2 separate regions of the Mus musculus genome follow, and region 2 is linked to region 1. Evidence: chromatin loops called from intact Hi-C (ENCODE). Cell type or tissue: left cerebral cortex. All regions are shown on one strand.

Region 1 (8,000 bases):
GCCAGGAGAAGAGTCTCAGGAGGTCCTTGGCTTAGTTTATTTAGATCTAAATGGTGCAGAAGAAGAATCCAGAGCACTGTGGGTGGAGACTACATCAGTTCCAACCCTGTGTGTCCCACCCATTGGAAGCCAGACTGGTCAGAACAGAAATCCTGCAACATGGTGATAGAAGATGTACAGAAATAAGCCTGTCTGGGGGCAAAGAGTCTAAAATTCTCCTGCTCCTATGCAATGCATCCACTCTAAGAATTGTTTGGTTCATAAACAAACAAACAAACAAACAAACAAACATCCGCTACGTCCAGATGATAGACTTTGTGACTGTTCTGGAGTCACCTATAGCTACTGATTTGAAGTAGGTGTTTGGGAGTCTCATTACTTTCTCTCCATATTCCCTGAAGGGCTCTCCCATGCCAGCCCAAGTGGACATGTCACCTTGCCACCATGTTTCTGAGCCTGGCCAGTCTATGTTCACAGGGCACTGTTTCGTTCAAGCATTCCTTTGCTGAGTCTAAGTGTGCCTAGGAGTCAACAGACTCCACATCCTTCTCTTCCTTTCCTTCTCTGTGCATCGTGAATAACTCCAAAACATAGCTTATAATACTATAAAAATATGCCGGTATTCTTTAATTTATATGTAAATTACATGTAAAGGGAAAAAGCACGGGCTGCTGCTATATTACTCTCTCGTCTGCATTCTAATATCTCAAACAGCCTGCTTTTATTACTTGTTTTATTTTCGCTTTTTTAAAAATTTGTTTCTCTTGCAATGGGATCTATCCTTGTTGCTATGGCTGGTCCCAAACTCATGACCTCCAGCATCTGATATGGACCACTTTGTGAAGAAATGGACTGAATTACAGATTCTGTAGCCTCAAAGATGTGATGGCAGCACTAGCTCAGCTCTGTGGAGGTCTTGCCATGACAGGACAAGAAAAATTGGGATCCCCTCCCTCTTCCTCCAATTGACTGGAGACCTCCCACGAAACTTTGCTCTTAAATGTCTTGCTTCCCACTGCTAGCTACACTGAAGATCAAGTGCTTAATACCTGGGGCTTGAAAGGTACTCCCCCGACCTTAACCAAACCCTAGCACACCCTCTTTGCCTTGAATTGACTTATCTGAATTGTTTTTTATTCCTTAGATCAAAAGTCTGAGAGATCCACATGCGTGCCCTGTCTGTTTATATTCTTCTGTATAGAGAAAGGAATGCCCTATCATTTGCCTGGAGCTTTGTTAATATTTTGTTAACTATTTTTCATTCCACTCAAAAGAACTAATATTCGCACACATACATGCACACACATAACAACCCCCATACCCCACGCACCCCCACACACTATTTTGCAGATAGTTTAATCAAAGCTCAGAGAAATGTCTTCTAAGGTTAGATAGTGGCAGACTTGCATTCAACCTTGGCTGCTGTAGAGTGGATGCTGTCAATCACCCTGTTTCTCATGAAAACAGAATCAGCCCCCCCTCCCAAAAATCCTCTTTTGTCTTAGCCCAGTGCAGAGAAAAATCAAGTGGGAAAGGGGATCAGTGTCCTCACTTCTGTCAGCTAGGACTACTCAACCTTGAAACCCCCTTAGTGTGTGTGAGCCGATTTTTCTCTCATTTCCAAGAAGTTACATTTAGCATGAAGTAAATGACCTGAATCCTGCCACGGCTGCTTCATTCCCACACTCATCTTATGAATTTGAGCATGGTTTTTATTTCCACCAACCCTTCCCTTCTTGGTCCCTAGGAATGTGGGCCTACCTCAGGCAGGACAGCTGCCATGTCAGCTTCATCTTGACTCTCCTTGAACCCAGACTCAGCAGCAACAGAGCCCCAGGTGCCTTGGTCACCCTTCTAAATGCTACCAGGGCCAGAGAAGAGAGAGGTGCTGAATAAATAGCCAAACTTGGGAGGTGCTTCATCCATGGTGTGTTGCTCCATTGATGTGTGTTGCCATGGTGACCTCTGATTATTTTTTGAGCCAGGAGAATTAATTCTATTGAATTTTCTGTCCTAATAACTTAAGAAATTAATTTTCCATATTATAAAATTCAAATGCACAATCTTGTGAACCAAGGTTTAGCAAGCTAAACTAATCCGTTCAATTTCATTCCAGGCTGAGATACGCAGGCTTCTACATAGCAAAAGGGCAGGACTTACTGGCAAATGGCACTATGGACTTCAGTCATGCTCTGAAAGGTGGCTGTTCATTTTCAAAAAGTTGAGCCTTATGGCAGCACTAGAATTTTCCAGAAAGGTCAAAGCATGCAGAAGCATATAAAACTTTCTTTTCTCTTGCTTGTAAATTTCCAAAGCCTGTCTAGTGAGCCAGAAGCATTCTCGGTCTCTTCTGCCTTCTCTGCTCTGGGCTCATCCTTCCTTTTATTGGAGACAAGAGCCAGGGACTACTGAATGAATGATCCTTAAAGTCAAACTCACCCAACTGGACTCCAGAACATGGTGACCTGGGTGCCACACCTTTGAGCCCTGCACTTCGCCCCTTTGTATCCAATTTTGTCTTAATATGGTTGTACTGTCAAAGCTTCTGCCCCCAAACATGGCCTGTTAGGTTGTTCCCACATTTTCTACTCTATTCCAGTCATTGTAAAGTCTCTTCTTCCACCTTGGTCCATGCCATTCTTTGTAAGGAATCTTACCATCATGTGACTGGATACTGTCCTGGTTCCCACTTGCTATTCCTCTGGTTTCTTTCAAGGCATTTCACTTAATTCTGCATGTGCACACACACCATGGGCTGTCACACCTATGCCCAGGAGATTAACTTTCTTCCCAGCATGCTCTCCTTCTGGGCCTCTGTCCTTCTCAGAGGCTTTCATATCTACTTTATTTGGGAAACTGGCCAGAGCGTGAACTCCGAGTGGGATGTGAGAATGCCTTTCCCCATCTCTGGTACTCACTGAGCACCCAATCTCCAGTCAGTCTGTGCTGGATACCCAAGCAGCATCCAGGATCCTGGATTACCTTTCCAACAGGCTTAGTCATTTCTGGAATGGAAATGTTTGAATTCTCGTTTTGAACTATGGCAGCTGTCCCTGCCTTCCTCCATCTCCCACCTACTCATCTTTTGGGGTTTCTGGAGATAACACCTCCTACAGGCATACTTGATTTAGATCCACTTCTGGAACCTTCACACTGCTTAGGACACTGTGCCAGCAGAGATGTTTGGGTATCCTGTTATAACCACCCTGGACCACAAATGCTCTTGTTTATACTTCCAGTTTTGTATCCCATCCCCCAGAAACTGACAATAGATCATTCATTGTTGCATGAAACTTTTACAGAAACAAAAGCCTTGTCTGAACATTTTCCTAAATAATCAATTGTTAAATACTCTATCTAAATGTGTTACTTTTCCGATCTATAAAGTTTACGATTCTTCCTGCCTGGTCTTCTGTCTTACTCAGTGCTCTATTGCTGTAAAGAGACACCATGACCATAGCAACTCCTGTAAAAGAAAGAAAGCATTTAACTGGGGCTTGCTTACTGTTTCAGAGGCTTAATTCATTATTGTCGTGGCAGGGAGCATGGCAGTGTGCACACAGATCTGGTGTTGGAGAAGTAGCTGAGAGTGGAATTTCCTGATCTGGAAGCAGCAAGAAGAGAGGGGCACTATGCCTGGCTTGGGCTTTTGAAACCCAGAAGCACACTCCTAGTGACATACTTCTTCCAACAAGGTCACACTTCCTAATCCTCTCAAATGGTGCCACTTCCTGGTGACCAAGCATTGAAATCTGTTAGCCTATGGTGGTGGTGGTGGGGCATTCTCATTCAAACCACCACACCCTTGATCCCGAATTCAAGCTGCCTGTTGTCCACTCCCCCACCTCTCCTCTTTCTACTTCCTCTCAGATGTATTCAGACTCCCTCTCCCTTTACCCTAAAGAGGGTCATTTTTTGTCTGCTCTAGCAGACCAGAGCTGAGAAAAATAAGTTAAAAAATAGGAGAACTTGACAAGAAATATCTAGAATAACTACCTATTTAAATATTATTTAGTAATATGAAATGAAAACCAATCAAAAGGGCAGTGACATCTCCAAAGATGTTTCCATACAAGTTTCAGTAAACTATAAATTTTAAAAGAAATAGATTTTTTTTCTAATTATGTGAATTTTGTAATGATCCCAGATAAATCATTTTTTTGAAGTGGCTTTGGGAAATTGATCATGCATTGAATCAATTTGAAGGGATTTGATACTTATTGATTATGCTTGCTCTATGACTAACAAGTTCCTCTCATCTGTCTGTCTGTCTGTCTATTCATCTCCCTTCCTATCCTGCTTTCATACACACTTGCATACAGCATCTGTAATTTCTCTCTTCATTTGCACATTTTTAAAATGTAATATTTAATTTTTGTTATTTTCCAATACATTAAGCTGAAATAGGATGACATAATTTCCCTCCTTACTTTCTTCTCTCCAGACCTTCCCAGCTTCCTCCCTTAAGATCTTCCCATGTCTTACCGTGTCTCAAGTTGATAGCCCCTTTTTCTTTGCATTTGTCATGCGTGTGTGCATGTGTACGTGCGTGAGTGTGCATGTGTATGTGTGAATAAATATGACTTCCGGTGTCTGTTTTGTTGTTTGTGTGTATATGTTTTTAAGGTTGTCCAGTATAAATTAGACAGCCAATAAGGGTCTCAATCCCTGGGAGAGGCTATTTCCCCTCTCCTAGTAGTCATTAGTTGCTTGTTTGTCTAAGGGTGATAACCCACAATTTTTTCTCCCCATGTTAACATGTCCATAGACAATTCCAATTGCTCTGGTCTTGTTTAGACAGTCATTTCTAGGAGGCTTCACAGCTGGCTTCCTGGTATTCTGGTTTTATTATCTTTCTCTCTTCTCTTCTGGGGTGTTCACTGAGTTATAGATGCAGGAGCTATAATGTAGAAAGACCAGCTGTGTCTGGGTGCTCCATGAGTTGTTAATCTCTCTATTTTGTCCAGCTGTGGTTGTCTGTGATGTTGTCCATTTATTATAAAGAGAAGCATCTTTGATGAGGATCAGTAGTTCACTTACCTCCAAAAGGTGGCTCATATCCTTTTCTTTTCCCACCACCTCTCCCATCCTTAGGCATATTTGAATGTGTGTGTGTGTGTGTGCGCACACACACACACACACACACACACACACACACACACACACACCTGAGCACATTATGACATTTTTTTCAATTTCTTTGATCTCATAAGCAATTATTCCAGTCTATTTCCCTGTCGATTCTCTTTCCTAGTCTCTTCTCCTCAACATTGCTGTCCCTCTCTTTTTCAAAGTGCTGTCTCTGTTTCTTTTTATCTTTTCTCTCTGCCAAGTCATACACCCTTCCCTATTCTCCTCATTTCTCTGTGGAGTGATGTCAAGTCCTCCAATGTGCATCTGAAGGAGAGGGGCGAGCCAGTGCTGAAGGTAGCCTCTGCTTTTAGCCCAGAGAAAACACCCTGAGAAGCTTTCCAGCAGAGTAAGGACTTCCCATCACTGCCAGGGTACTTTTGTTCTCAGTGTACCCACAAGTTAATAATGACGATCGTCACATCCAAGGTTTAGGAAGGAAACAAAGCCTTCCACTCCAGCAGCTCACGCATCATCATTAAAGACAAGTTGGAAAAGGTTTGAAAACCTGGAATACGAGTGGCAGACTTTCCTTTACCTTGACTGTGCTTCCTTGTCACTGGAGTTTTCATGTAATTTGTTCTCCAGTTTCATGTCCCACTGTGGTGGCATCCAGGTGATGGAGTCTTTGAGACACCTCCTGTCTTAGTCAGTGTTCTTTTGTTGTGAGAGACACCACGGCCACACAAGCAGACATGGCACTGGAGAAGTAGCTGAGAGTGCCACATCTGGATCCACAGGCAACAGGAAGAGAGAGCCACTGAAACTCCTTGAACATTTAAAACCCCAAAGCCCACCCCCAGTGACACACTTCCTCTAACAAGTTCACAGCTCCTAATCCTTCTCAAAGAGTACCATTCCCTCATGACTAAGCATTCAAGTATATGAGGCTATAGGTGTTGTTCTTATACAAACCGCCACACTTCCACATGGGGAGGGTCAGGTCATGCTGTCTTTACTCCCAGAAGGGCTTAATGTTGCCTTGTAAGTGTGTGTGTGTGTGGGGGGGGTCTTTGTGCTCTTATAAAAGAGGAGCTCCAGCTCATTCATCTCTTGATTCCCTACAAGCACATGAGCCAATTCTCTGCCAAGGTTGGGAGGTCAAGGGGGCAGGGGGACGGGTGAACCATCTACAGGATACCTGCTGTTGGGATCCTCTAGCCAGAAAACGATTTTACTTACACACTCCAGGCACTCAATTGGAGCAATTGAAGATGGACTAAGACACTTGCCATTGAGAGAGAAACTGAAGAAGTTGGTGCTTCCTGGTCACTGGCCATCTTGAGATGTCAGTGTGAGCACTCACTAACCACCAGTTCTGTGGATTTTGCGATTTCCCATTCACTCAGCTAAAGCCTCAGTTTCCTAGCGATGGCGGTGTGTCAGGGCTGATGGGTTGGGTCTGGTAGTTGTCATAAGTTGCAGCATTAGACCTGGGTCCTAATGTGTGGAGAGAAAGGTGTGCACTTTTGAGAATGCCTCTCTGTACTTTGTTGTCCAAGCTTTTCTGTAAATATGACCATGTGTAATCAAAGCTTGTTTGGCTTTAGTTTTCACATGAACCATCTATCCTTCAAACTGTGAGCAATCAAAACACAATGGTCATTGGATACAATGGCTCCTCACGAGAAAAAGATCAAGGAATGTGCTCCTAGTACCTACCTAGGAGAACAGGTATTTCAGCTCAGTAGTGTAGGAAGCCGCCCTCACATTCGCCGTTGCAAGATGGCACTGACATCCTGTGTTCTAAGTGGTAAACAAATAATCTGCGCATGTGCCAAGGGTAGTTTTCCACCCCATGTGCTCTGCCTTCCCCGTGACGACAACTCGGCCGATGGGCTGCAGCCAATCAGGGAGTAATACGTCCTAGGTGGAGAATAATTCTCCTTAAAAAGGGACGGGGTTTCGCCATTTGCTCTCTTGCTCTTGCTCTTGCTCTGGCTCTTGCTCTCTTGTGCTCTTGTGCTCTGGCTCCTAAAGATGTAAGCAATAGAGCTCTTGCTCTCTTGCACTCTTGCTCCTGAAGATGTAAGCAATAAAGTTTTGCCGCAGAAGATTCTGGTTTGCTGCGTTCTTCCTGGCCGGTCGCGTGAATGCGGGTAAGACAGTAGAAAGCCCTAAACAGAAGGTGAAGTCTTCCAGGCATCCTGATATGCATGTTTGAATATTAGATCTGGAAGCAGGGTTGGCTGGAGGGAGGCAAGGGCAAATTCTTGATTGGGGAATTTCTCAGTCCAGAGCCTGAATTCAGGGATTTTCTCTGATCTAAGGAGCAAGGAATCTTATCTGCTATCTGCTGCCTTTCCCAGCATTAGGTGTTGAAAATAGGATCTGAAGCTACATCCTTAAGTCATCCTGAACACAACAAGGCTTAGCTTCTCTCGGAGGATCATTAGATAGAGTCTGTTTGCAGTTCATGTCCATGTAGGTGTTCACAACTAAACAGTGCCCCTGGGGGACTGTGTGTGCATCCATCATGAATGCCTGTGGGTTTGTGTGTGTGTGTGTGTGTGGGGGGGGGGGGTGCTGACAGATGATGACTGTGGTGTACATGTAGGACTCTGTGTAGTTTGTCAAGTGTTGAGTATCGTGGATCACTGGACTCCTCTGCAAGATCTTGTGTGAGATCTGGGATTCTGACTCTGCAACTGTTTCATTGCTTTTCCTGTCATTGTGCCAAAGACTGACAAATGCTACTTAAGGGAGGGGAGGTTTGCTTTGGCTCACAGTTTGTGGTGACAGTCCATCATGAGGAAGCCACAGAGGCAGCAGCTACTTATGGTGTGTATCTCATCACCTTGCATCCACAGCCATGAAGCAGAAAGCAACGGGCACTTGGGCTTAGCTCATTTCTCAAAGAACCATGGACC
Region 2 (8,000 bases), 150 kb after region 1:
TCATTCTTCTCTCACCTTGGAAGAAGGATTGCCTTTGGAAAAAAAACCGCATGACTCTTTTTGTCTTTGGCCAGGTTCCTGAGAAAATCCAACCCATACTTATGATTTTATTGCATGTAAAGGTTGTCCTGCCATCATGTCATATAAGCATATAAAGCAGGTCACCTTCACTACTGGGCCTTTGAGCCAAAGGAGCTCCTTTTTCTCTTCATCCTCCAGTTATCTACAGACGTGGCAGAGGCTTGATGTCTCCCTCCTTGGGGAGAATACATTGTCTTCAATGTCAAAGGAAAACCCACAGGTTCCTGTATAAAATCCCAGTGGGCACTGGAATCTGGTCCTGACAAGAGCCCAGAAAAGAAAAATTATGTAAGAGTTGTCAGCCATTGTGCCTCTGATGATGGTGGCTACTGTGAAACTTGCTAGCAAGTCTCCCCTCTGCCTTCTGTTCTGAAAATAGCTCTCTCCAACTTAGAATGGGGCTCACACATAGCACCAAGGCACCAACCTTGAAAACCCTATGAAATCAAAAGCCCCTGACTCTGTCAACACCATATGGCATAGCTCGGTGACCATGCTTAGGACAAGTGTTCTGTTTAATTGGTTGCCATGTGCCATGTGTATGTGTGAGCACCATCCTCATGCAGTGTCCAAGGAGGCCAGAAAAGCATGTTAGAGTCCACAGAACTGGAGTTGCAGCTGTTGGAAACCACCATGTGCGTGCTGGAAATTCAATCAGGTCCTCAGGCAGAGCAGCCAGTGCTAACTACCAAGCCATTTTTGCAGCCCATAGCATCTCCTTTTTACAGATAACAGTCAGTGCTGTGGTTCCACACTGCTAGTGTCCCCTAAGAAGTGGCAATTCTGGGATGGGAGACTTCTCCTTTCTCCCTTACTCCTGTGGGTTAAACATCAGAGAACAAAATAGCATGAGTAACACTACCAGGCATGCTCCATCTGGGAAGTCTTTGCCTCTCTCTCTCTCTCTCTCTCTCTCTCTCTCTCTCTCTCTCTCTCTCTCTCTCTCTCCCTCCCCCTCTCTCTCCCTCCCTCTCTCTCTCTTTCCCTCTCTCTTCCCCCCTCCCTCCCTCCCCTTCCCCCTCCCTCTCTTCCTCTTCCTCTCCTATCATAAATCAAGGTACTTATTTGGAAGGGTTTTGCTTTAAAGTTCCAGAAAGGGATGACGTTATGATTACAAGAATCTCTGGAGTGAAGAGCCAAATGGGAAGACGAGAAAATCAAGAGGAAGGTTTGAAACGGGGGGGGAAACTGGTGAGGACTAATTATGATGACATATAAGTTGTGTTTTCCTCCCCACATTAGGGTTAAAGTTCTGATTTTAGTCTGTTAAAATACAACTTCATGATATAGGCAAGATGGCTCAGCAGATAAAGGCACCTTTGCCTCCTGAGACCTTAACCTTGACCTTTCAGCCTCTGGGAACTATGGGATAATATACCTCACATTTCAATGGCCTGCTTGTGATTCCTGCTCTACTAGCCCTGATCGAGTACTTCATGATGAAAATACCAGGCTAGATCATTCTGTACATGATTTTTACAAAGCTGAGGCTGACTTCCCTTTGTGTGCTTAAGAATTACCCCCAAACAATACTATTTTAATGGCTGTCAAGCAACTTCTAGCTGGTTCTAATGAAACCCTGAACCAGGGTTGAGAATCACCTGCCTATATGTGTGGTATCATCACCTACGTTTCTTCTGAGTCAGCTCTGAGCTGGAAGGTCATGTGCACACAGCAGTCCAATGTGCATCTCTTTCAGGTAGCTACTCTGTCATTTCCCACTGTTTTAGTTTCTTCAGAGTCCTGTTGACATTGCGAGATGGGTTTTTTTGGGGGGTGGGGTGGGGGTTGTTTTGTTTTGTTTTGTTCTTTAAACATGCATGGTTATTTAATTTCTTCCTTCTCTGGAAATATAAGCTTGGTGAGGTTAGAGCCCTGAACTGTTTTACCCTTTAGTGCTGGTGGGATGCTAAGGCGAGTGCCTTCCCTCACTATCTTCAACTTAGGTCAGGAATGGCAAAAGTTGGATTTGGGCCCAGGCTGGATTGAATTCACAGCCATCCTGCTGGGCTACTTATGCATTTATTATTTCCTTGTCCCCAAGTACTTTATTGACTGTCATTTTCCATCACAGACTTTCACTTTCTTTCTCAACAGAACTCCAATGGAGGACCCACCACTAGCTCTAATTGACAGATCAGAACACTGGGGTCCTAAATGTGGGGATTTCCTCACACAGCCTATGGGAGTTGTTTCTGTAGTTTGTCAGTTTCAGCGCCTTCTTATCCTCCCATTGGTTTGTTTCCTCCCTTCTCCTGGTCTGAAGGGAGATGCTCAGTTTCCACTGGGTATCTCCTTTTAGTTCAAGAGCAGCAGGATTTGGCCAGGTTCTATGAAGAACAGTCGGTATCAGCTTGACTTTAGACTGCCCATGTTCTAGAGGGTGCTCTACACCCTTCACATACAGGCAGTACGAGTGCACTCAATGGCTTTAACAGATGAGTTCGTGAAGTTGGATGGAGAAGTTGAGGGGATGAAGCATGGGAGGAGCTGGAGCAGAGCTAGTAGAGGGCAGATTTCATCAAAATTTATTATATTCATACACAAAACTCACAAATAATAGGTTTAAATAATAATAATTTAAAAAACTGCAGCACACTGAGTCAGACACTTCAGGAGGAAGAATCGAGAAACATCTTGGCACAGCTATTCCCAGCCTTAAGCTGTGCAAGATTCTTCCCATAGCTCTGCCAGCCCAAGGCTGCCTGCTGGCACTTGAGGCTCAAGTTAGAAAGTGGGAAGTTTGAAAGCTTCTGGAAGAAGGTGAAAGGGATTTGAATCCAGCTCCTTGAGGCTGTGACAGAGCTGGTGGGACTCAATTGGCAAAGATCTTAAGGGGACAGATGGGCACCATGAGTGTCTATTGAGTGTCTGGGGTATCGCTTGCCACTAGTGATCACTTGCCCATGCAGTAAGTGGTCTTGGACAGTGTGGACAGGGAGAGTGGGAGTCCTAGTTAGAGCCTCTTCTCTTGGTTGATGCAGTTCTGTTCAGTGTATCATGTAGCTTAACTTTCTCCAGTCTTTTGTCCCTGATTCAGCATAAGTCTTTGTTATTTATATAAAATCACATTTCCTACAATCTTTCCTTCCACATGTAGCAGTCTGGTCTCCTTCCAGCTTTGCGCCCATTCCACTGGCAGAGTGATGGCTATGTGTAAACACCACGAAGGCTGCTTAAAACCTCCAACAGGTTTCTCTTTTCCATAAGATGTGACCCCAGTTCTGAACAAGGTGTCCTCAGCATTCTACTTAGGTTCCCTAAGGAGCCTCTTCCCGCCCACCTTACAGCCCTTCCTTGTCTGTGCGCCAGGCCTTCTGGCTCGATTTCGGTTTCTAAACACACCGTGTTCCCTCCAGTCTCCAGGCCTTTACACAAGCTGTTCTCTCCGTCTGGCATAGCTCTTCCCCATCCGCCACCACCACCACTGCCACCACCGCCATCATCACCACCATCACCCTGCTTAACCGATTAACACCTGGCCATCTGTCAGAGCTCAACTCAGCTGTCACTCTCCCAGATGCCCAACAAGACACAGCCCCTGTCTCATGCCTCCCCAGCATCTAAATTGGCCGAAATGTGCCTTCATTCAAAGCGATCACTTGAGCTTATAGGTCAATGTTCCTGAGAATAGACTTCACGTGAATTAGTTCGTCTCTTAACCTATAAAATGATTGGAGTAGGTTCTCAATTAATACTGTTTTCTCATGTGGATCTCTGTCTCACTAGGCGGAAAATTAGGGTTTAGGAAGAATAAGTTGCCTGTCTAGGATTGTTCAGAAGATCTGGGATATGGACCAACCCCTCACTACCTAACATATAGCCCTTTCAAATATGTCAGCCCTGGCAGAGCCTCATGGGAGGAGGGAGGAGCTTCTACTGAAAATTTCATTTTGGCCCCTGAGAAATAAATGAGCTGTACCAGCCTCAGCTCAGCTGCACTACATCATAAGCCAGTTAAGGGACCATGTTCCTCAGAAGTGCCCTCAGCTGTGGGAGAGAGATGGATGGTCCCTAAAGGCTCATCTCATTATTCCAGGAGCCAAATTGGGACCTTGTTAAGGGATGGATTGCCCATCAGTAAGTAGCACACTAATTCTATAGCCACATGGCACAGGAGACTGACCAGGGCTCCCATAATGTGGCCTCTGGCAGTCTTCCCACCATCTAGACCTAATGGCAACTTTTAGAAAATAAACACAGCCCTCACAGAGCCCCCAAGAACACATTTGCTCTAATGTGGTTCAACCGTCTTAAGTGAGTGCCTAATAAATTAATGGTCCTGTTAAACACAGTTCATTGTGAGCTTCACTGTGCAGCAGCCATCAAAGGATGGGTTATTTCTAGGACAGTAAAAGCAAATCATAGCTCTGTGTGTGCATGTGTGTGTGTGTGTGTGTGTGTGTGTGTGTGTATGCACATCTGTGCAGGGCATCACTGTGCAGTGGTTATGTCCTAGCTATGCTTGTGTGCATGTGTGCAGGTTAGAGCACAGTGAAGCTGCACTCTGCAAACATTCACTGCACATGAAATTGTATTCCATGCAGCCTACCCTATGCTTTACAGAAACCATATGACACTGTCTACACTGGAAGGAATACTTCATAGTAGTTCCTCAATAAACATTTGTTTCAGTAATTAATAAGGTCATTAATAAAATCACTCCATGATTAATAAAGTTACTACTTACACATTATACTAACAATGACAACTATGATAAATGGAAAGAACAGAGCATTCCTGGGCAAGTGAACAAGGTTGAACCACACTGTCCAATACAGCCATGCATACCTGTGGGTGCTGGGCTGGAGCACTTGGGCTCTTTCCTTGGCTCATCTCTGCATTACCATAGTCAGTAGGACAAGCGGATGTCCAGAAAGTTTTTACTTCATGTTTGAGTGTTTTACAAAGAGACAAAGTAATGTCTTGAGAAAGGTTGGGGAGAGGGTGATTATAGGTAAGTTTGGGGTCTGGTGACTAAAGTATGAACCATTAATCAAGACACTTAAGACAGAAATAACCAAAGCCATGTCAACTAAAAACGACCAGCACACTCTGGATGCCTAGAGGATGCCTTGCCCCGTGGATTTGTGGGGTAGACAAGTGTCATCCTGCTTCTTCTGTTTCAGTTTCTGCTCCACAAGACAGACAAACAGCTTGGAAGCTCTGGGCTAGAAGACGGCCAAGTGATTGCTCTTGAGGGTTATACAGAATATGATAAGATAAAAAGAAATAAAAGGTCAGTAAGAGATGAGAGAGGAGGTAGAGAAGATGAAGGAAGAAGAGAGAAGAGTGCAGGTGGGAGAGAGATGAAAGAAGACAAGGAAAGGCCACGAGAGGGAGATGGAGAGAGGACATGGAGAGGCAGATCAGAGGGAGCAGACCGAGGAAGAGGACCACTCAGAGCTCTCATCCATTTGATAAAACAGAGTTTTTGTGGATGGTCAGGTTTGATTAAAACTTATGGCCAGGAAAACCAGAAGCAACCGTTCCAGGGCAAGGCTAATGGGATTAGTTCAGGACAGTTTATGATGTCAACATCATGGAGAGGGAGGAGACAGTCACACAGTGATGGCTGGTTCTCCTTCAGGAATGGGTGGAGATCCTGCCACCTGCCTGGTGGCTCACACAGATTCAAAAAACCCAAGTCTCCCTGGCCTGCTGGGTCTGTGTCCTGTGCAGTGCAGGAAAGGTTAGATGACACCACCATAATGAATTGGATTCACTGTAGGGACCAGGTTGTAGAGGCATGGCCACCATTCTCCATGAAGACACAGTAGCAAGAGATAATGGGATTCCAAGGATGCTGAGGAGGCTACAGCAGGCCCAATGCAGAGATGTCTGGTGAGCTACTTCAAAGAGCAGAGTGGAGCCATGAGCTGAGGCCTCCATGCAGGCATTGTGAGGGACAGTGATATTCTTAATTTCCAGCTACATTTTTATGGCCTATGGATGCTATAAGGAATGAAAAAACAAAACAAAACAAAGAGTGCCAATCATTTTCCGGGGGTGGCTGCTCTGTGAATAAACATCTTTTTTTTCCTCTCTTTTGGGGCACAGCTTATTGCTATTTTTAATTTCTGTTCCTTCTATTCTCAGATTTGCCTCCAGCTGCCTGTCTGCCACCTGAGTGTTTGGGTATCCTAACCAATACCTAAGCATGATGCTCCAAGCCTGCCCCAGTCCCTCAGCAGCTTTTTGGTAACTTTCACCTGGCATCCCCAATGGTTCCTGCTTGTGAAACTCAAGCTTTGGAACTTTCTGCCTCTTCTTTCAGGTTTTTGTCGACTTTCATTTCCAGAGCACATCTAAGCATACTCCAGAAACTTCAGAATGAACGATGGCTCATTGTTACCTTCTGGTTCCAGCAACATCAAAGCATTGCTCAATGGGGCTTGACTAGCTGGGCAGAAAAGGGAAAGCCTTAGGTATGCATCAGTGATTCAGAGCAGTAGGACATAGGCTCTAAGCTACCATGTACTGACTGCAGGTACCAGGTGATCGAGTCTTTCCTCAGATGAGACAGCATCCTTGGCCATAATGCACTGGTTGGCAGAAAGGTCCCCATCACTGATTGGAAATGTTCAACCTGAACCCTGATGTAGCCAAGAGATCAGCTCAGACTCCACCCTGGATGGATGGAAGGAGGGAGAAATCTTTTTGAACACACATTCTTAGTCATATGTAGTTACAGAAGCATATAAGCATGCCTTTATATAGAAAAGTGCATATTCAGGCACATGGACACACACTTAGACTTCTCTCCACCTGAGACACACACACATACACACATACACACACACAAACACAAGCCTCTCAGAATGAGAAGGCTTTAAATGTGTATAAGAAACAAGTATGAATAGTTGTGTGTTATTATAGGAATTCCTTGTATTATAGGAATTCTCCCTCCTTCCATCCATCCAGGGTAGAGTCTGAGCTGATCTCTGGGCCTTCATATCCTTCAGGAACAACTCAAACATTCCAGGATTTTCTATTCACTTTCTATAAATGCTGCAGACTCTTCCAATGCTGCTCCTCTGTCCTAGATAAACTTTCTGTATGATTCTTTGGCTACATCAGTGTCCAGGAATACGAGGATATTGGTTAACAGTCACTCCAAAATTTTGGAGATGGGTGGGGGCGGAAGGATGCTCTCATCAGACAGAAGGACAGAGGGAACAGTCACACACTCAGGTTTGAATTATCCAGGAAGTGTGAACTGTGCAGCACAGTAGGCCTAAGTTCCTATTGAGGCCTCACGAGAAAGTAAAACCCTTGCACCACAATCAACAGCTCTGATCTGATCTCATCTGATCTAATGGTTTCAGCCCTCTTGGAGAAAGGTTTATTTTTGCTTCTTCCCACTGCCCTCTGAGTGTGGAAGTCACAGCAAGGGAACTTGGAAATGTGGCCTATAACAGCAGGGCTATTTCCACCATCTGGGCAGAATAATTATTTGTATGAAGGGAAAGCCATTTGGGGCAGATCACTGGTACTTTTTGGATTCACTTATGCAACAGCTACAAGAATTGGGTTTTATTCTCACTGCCCCTTCCTCCCTCTGCTCCCTGCTGAGTGTCTTCAAGAGTCTCTGGGCAGAGTCTGGGACTGAGAGGCAGACTCTGCAAAGAGGAAAACTCGACAGAACACTCAGGGACAAGTGGGGGACTGAGTCAACATCATTGCAAGGAAAACACCAGCCAGTGAGGTTGGGTTTGGAGAGGTTTCAGGAAAACCAACCTGAGCACAAGGCGAGGACTCCACCCAGAGTAATAGCAGGGACTTCAACTAATTGGCCAAGATCCCAACTTACAGTCATATAGAGTGTGGCAGATACAAACTCATGTCATTACTCTGAAAACATAGGTGATTTTCTTTCACAAAATGCTTAGAATCACATTTGCCACAATAAGGTCATG

Evidence for each region. A loop is a pair of places that touch in the nucleus more often than their neighbours do. Peaks named below come from ENCODE experiments on the same cell type or tissue, not always from the same donor. Only the 100,000 strongest peaks of a DNase experiment are listed, where the experiment ranks them.
Region 2: a loop joins it to region 1, with 6 times the contacts of the local background. A loop is called at or near these places in 2 of 42 quality-filtered maps.

The regions. Positions count from the first base shown.
Region 1 is chr7:124,831,749-124,839,748 of GRCm38, reverse strand. No RefSeq gene overlaps it. Among named protein-coding and RNA genes, the nearest start is that of 3100003L05Rik, 130 kb to the right of the region's middle. In left cerebral cortex, a CTCF peak has its summit at 3,121; DNase peaks (open chromatin) are centred at 86 and 3,048; H3K27ac peaks cover 238 bases.
Region 2 is chr7:124,676,834-124,684,833 of GRCm38, reverse strand. All of the region lies in intron 1 of 3100003L05Rik (RIKEN cDNA 3100003L05 gene), which reads left to right. Among named protein-coding and RNA genes, the nearest start is that of 3100003L05Rik, 28 kb to the left of the region's middle. In left cerebral cortex, no CTCF peak of the experiment used is centred here; DNase peaks (open chromatin) are centred at 2,880 and 3,417; H3K27ac peaks cover 1,988 bases.